Regions from separate parts of the Homo sapiens genome. Here region 2 is linked to region 1. The links are chromatin loops, found by intact Hi-C in ENCODE. Cell type or tissue: heart right ventricle. All regions are shown on one strand.

Region 1 (2,500 bases):
TTTATAATTTAATGAGGACTAAAGACACTAAACGATAATAAGTATGGTTAAGGATTATAAAGGTGGTAGGTAGTACAGTATCTATTAAAAATATATCTTAGATGACAGGAGAAAGAGAAGGAATTATAAAGAGGAGCGATGCATGGGTATATTTACAGATATGTCTTTCATAATTACAGTCTGAGCTTCTTGAGGACAGGGATTATGTAATCTTCATATCCCTAGCCAGGACAGTAAACAGCAACGTATAGTAACGTACACTGACTAAACTACAAAGATCACTGCCCTATTCACTCCTGGGCTGATCACTGTGACTATGCAAGTGCTCTCATTGACGAGGCCTAGATCACGTGCCCACCCTTAAACCAATGGGTTAGGCCAACCACCCAAGCCACATCATTCCAAATGAAGGAGGAGTGGTTCCAAGAGAAAAATCAGGAAGTTCTTACCTAAATAAGAGGGAAGAGGGAAGAGAAAGTAGATATGCAAAAAAACCAGCAGTCCTCTCTTCAGTGGACATTGTTGTTATCTTCCAAAACATCTTACCGCCTCCCCTCACTGGTAAAAAGTTTAAGTGGGATTGACCCCTTCCTCAGCTCCAGAAGTAGGCCCTGATTTGACATAACAGTGGTTCTTAAAGTGTGGTTTGTGACCAGCAAAATCAGTAACATCTGGGAACGTGTTACAAATATAACTTCTTGGAACCAAGCCTACGGAACCTACTCAACTAGACATTTTGGGGGTAGGACCTAGCAATTTGTGTGTTTTGTTTTTGTTTTTTGAGATAGCATCTTCTCTGTCATCTAGGCTGGAGTGCAGTGGCATAATCACAGCTCAGTGTAGCCTCGACCTCCCAGGTTCAAGCAATCCTCCCATCTCAGCCTCCCAAGTAGCCGAGACTACAGGCATACACCACCAAGCCTCACTAATTTTTTTTTTTTTTTTTTTTTTTGGTAGAGACAGAGTTTCACCATGTTGCCCAGGCTGATCTTGAATTCCTGGACTCACGTAATCCTCCCGCCTGGTCCTCCAACAGTGCTGGGATTACAGGCATGAGCCACAGTGCCTGGCTGCAATCTGTAATTTAACAAGTCCTCCAGGTAGTTCTAATGCACACTCAAGTTTAAAAGCCACTGGTCTAGACACAGAAAGCTACCCAGATTTTAAGACAGTGATCCTTTGGAGCACAAGATGGTTCAATTAGTGTCAAGCTTAGGATTTTGCACTGTATTTGTAGGAAGCATCTACTTTCTCTCCAGGAATGAGGAAACATACAAAGGCAGCCATCTTGTACTACTGGGGAAGCCCGTTTGAGAAAAAAAAGCTAATACAGGGTAAAGCCAAGAGAATTATAGAAAAACAGGGCCAAAGCCTGTACCCTTCATCAAACCATGCCAGGGGCCCTCACTCCCTTTGGTCTTTTCAATTACATAAGCGTATGTAATTCAAATTCAAATTCCCTTTGTTTTAACTAATTTGAGTTGCATTTTCTGTTATCAAAACTGAAAGTATCCTCATATCCACCACATCAAGTTACACATGTACTCTTAAACACCATAGAAAATGTACTAGAAAATACAGCCTAGTCAGCATCCTCTCTCTAAATTAAGGTTGCTAGATTTAGCAAATAAAAATATAGGACACACAGTTAAATTTGAATTTCAAATAAACAATGAATAATACTGCATGGTCCATACTGCATATATTTTATCTGGCAATACTAAATTTCAAGGGCTGAACACTAGGAACCAGTCCCAGTTAGAGAGATATGATAGCAGCTCTTATATAGTTTATGACTATCTGGAGAAAAACTAAATTCCAAGTCCCGAATTAATGTCCTGCAACAGGTCTGAACCACCTCGTTGTCCTTCTAAAACTAAACAGACTTTTTTTCCAAAAGCCAAAACATATTATATCCTCTACCACAGATAAGTGTGACAGAAACAAAAATGTTGCTATATTTGAGTATTCATAGCTTCTTTTCTTTGCTCTCTTGGTTCCTGGCCCTTATTGTACAGATCAGAATAATGACACGGGCAAAGGAGAGAGTTTAATGGGAGACAGGTACTCACGGAATAGAAACTTAATAGGTTTGAGAAGGGTTACAAAAGAAACGCAAAAATAAGACTGCTCAAGTTGTCATGAGTTGGTAAGTTTTAAGAGAGAAGAAAGTTTGGGATTAACCATGCCAAACATGAAGAAATAGGATTTTAAGTAGTATTGTAGTTTTATGAATGTAAACCCCTTTGGCATTTTTGAGAGGATGGAATAAATACTTAAATTACTTTTCAATTTAATTTGAATATTAGGCTGGTTCTTCCTCTGAATGGGACGCTATGGAGATGAGCCACAAAGCATCCCAGTTTTATCAATAATAATGAAAATAGGCCAGGCACAGTGGCTCATGCCTATAATCCCACTGCTTTGGGAGCCTGAGGCAGGAGGATCACTTGAGGACAGGAGTTTGAGACCATCCTGGGAAACACAGTGAGACGCCGTC
Region 2 (2,500 bases), 50 kb before region 1:
CTACCTGTTCACCTCCTCTCTTCCTTCCCCTCCCTTTATTTACATGTGCTCTGGGTCTCAGCTCCCCTTCCTTTCTGGGTACTTCACTCTATCGTATCAGCTAACCCCTTTTACATCATTAACTCTCCCAGTCTAATGGTTCCTTCTTAGCAGCATATAAACAAGCTCTGGTAACAACACTTTGAAAAAAAAGCATTCTTATTCCAAAACTCTCTTCAAATCACAGATAAGCTTCTTAAAGAGTTGTTTATGGCTGGGCACCGGTGGCTTACGCCTGTAATCCCAACACTTTGGGAGGCTGAGTCGGGTCGATCACTTCAAGTCAGGGGTTCAAGACCAGCCTGACCAACATGGCGAAATCCCATCTCTACTAAAAATACAAAAATTAGCCAGATATGGTGGTGGATGCCTGTAATCCCAGCTACTCAGGAGGCTGAGGCAAGAGAATCACTTGAATCTGGGAGATGGAGGTCACAGTGAGCCGAGATCGTGCCACTACACTCCAGCCTGGGCAATAGAGTGAGACTCTGTCTCAAAAAAATAAGTAAGTAAAATAAAAAATAAAAATAAAAAAAGAGCTGGCCAGGCACGGTGGCTCACGCCTGTAATCCCAGCACTTTGGGAGGCCGAGATGGGCGGATCACCTGAGGTCAGGAGTTTGATACCAGCCTGGCCAACATGATGAACCCCTGTCTCTACTAAAAATACAACAATTTGCCGGGCATGGTGGTGCACGCCTGTAATCCCAGCTATTCGGGAGGCTGAGGCAGGAGAATTGCTTGAACCCGGGAGGCGGAGGTTGCAGTGAGCTGAGATGGTGCCACTTCACTCCAGCCTGGGCGACAGAGCAAGATTCTGTCTCATAAAAATATCAATAATAAAATAAAATTTAGGTCAATAAATGTCAAAAGAATATAACTTTAATGAATATATTTACTAACAACAAAACTAATTTAAATTAGAAATAAATATTTGAAAGTCCCAAATATTTAGAAATTAAAAACACAAGGGGCAAAAGAAGAAATCACAAAAAATAGAAAATATTAAAAACTGAATAATAAGGAAAACAGTATGATAAAATTTGTGAGATGCATATACACAGTGCTTAAAGGAAAATGTATTGCTTTAAATGCTTATTTTAGAAAAGAGAAAGTTTTTAAACCAATGAACAAAATTTCCACCTTAAGAAGCTAGGAAAAGAGAAAATTAAACTGAAAGCAAGCAGAAAAAAATTAGAAAGAGCAGAAATTCATGAAACAGAAAGTAAACACTAAAAAAATCCATTATTGTTATCTACTAGAAAGAGCCCAAGGTAAGTTATTGTTGCACTAAGAATTCACTAGGAATTAAGTCGAATCAACATAGACTAATGCTTCTATAAATCATTTGATATTCAAAATAATAACCTGTGTTCCAAGACAATGTACATGAGAAATACAGTTAAATACATTTTCCTAAGCCACTTCTACCCAAATATTATAAAAGGTAAACTTCTCTGAAGATATTCACCTTCATCAAAATTCCAAACACTTTTGACAAACTATGTAACAACTTAGGGCAAATTAAACCAATCCAAGTCTAGCTAAAAAACAATCTAAAAAGTAGTCAGGCCTAAGAAGTCCTAGGAAAGAAACTAGATTATTCAACAGAATTTTGCTCTATATCATAAATATGAAAAGTATTACTGGCTATTAAAGTTAATGATCTAAAAACTGTGTAGCTAACTAAGTCTACTAGTAAGCCCACAATTTCCATCCATCAGCTCCTTCTTCCTCAGTAAATCCCCACATTAGCTGAACACACCTGACCAAATAAAAACTAGATTTCTCAGCCTCCCCTACAGCTAGCTGTGACCTGTAGCTAGGTATGCCCATGTGACTTAGTTCTAGCCAGTGGGATAAAAGTGAAAGCAGAGTGTGCTCCTTCTAGGAAGTTGTCTTAAAGATAGAGAACCTTCCTTTCTCCTTCCTATTCTTACTTCCTGTTTACTAGAATATGGTTGTGATGGCTGATATTAGAGTAAGCCCTCTTCCACAGATAGCAAAGCATCAAGACAGAAAATGTCTATAAGTTCTGAGGATGGTGGAGTTACCCTAACACCCCTGTAGTGCCTATATACACATGAAAGAAAACTAAATTTCTATCTGAAGCCTTTGGTTTTATTTTGTCACTTGTGACCAGTTAATATTAACTGATACAAATTATATCCTTAACCAATTAAGAAGGGAGGGGAATTTATATCATTAAAGTTTCAAAAAGGCTGTTTAAGCCTTTAAGACATTAAAACAGCTAAAGATCATCAAGTGAATGATCGAAAATTTGATGTAACTAAAACATTGCACACATATTAGTCAAAAACAACATAATATACCAACCTGGGATGTTCTAGTATATTCTTCATACAGCCTATCATACTCTTTACTCTTCTCCTGATACTGAGAGTGGTATTCTTGCAGTTTTTTACCTACTGCATCAATATTATCTTCTTTTACCAACTGAT

The links. A loop is a pair of places that touch in the nucleus more often than their neighbours do. Peaks named below come from ENCODE experiments on the same cell type or tissue, not always from the same donor. Only the 100,000 strongest peaks of a DNase experiment are listed, where the experiment ranks them.
Region 2: a loop joins it to region 1, with 1.9 times the contacts of the local background. A loop is called at or near these places in 11 of 110 quality-filtered maps.

Annotation. Positions count from the first base shown.
Region 1 is chr1:46,113,843-46,116,342 of GRCh38, forward strand. The region is part of intron 1 of P3R3URF-PIK3R3 (P3R3URF-PIK3R3 readthrough); the gene reads right to left. All of the region lies in intron 1 of PIK3R3 (phosphoinositide-3-kinase regulatory subunit 3), which reads right to left. Among named protein-coding and RNA genes, the nearest start is that of PIK3R3, 18 kb to the right of the region's middle. In heart right ventricle, no CTCF peak of the experiment used is centred here; no DNase peak of the experiment used is centred here; H3K27ac peaks cover 1,119 bases.
Region 2 is chr1:46,063,679-46,066,178 of GRCh38, forward strand. It overlaps P3R3URF-PIK3R3 (P3R3URF-PIK3R3 readthrough), which reads right to left. Exons shown (of 10, transcript NM_001303427.2): 5 at 2,376-2,500. PIK3R3 (phosphoinositide-3-kinase regulatory subunit 3) reads right to left here. Exons shown (of 10, transcript NM_003629.4): 5 at 2,376-2,500. Among named protein-coding and RNA genes, the nearest start is that of PIK3R3, 68 kb to the right of the region's middle. RefSeq lists an enhancer at 1,916-1,965. In heart right ventricle, no CTCF peak of the experiment used is centred here; no DNase peak of the experiment used is centred here; H3K27ac peaks cover 739 bases.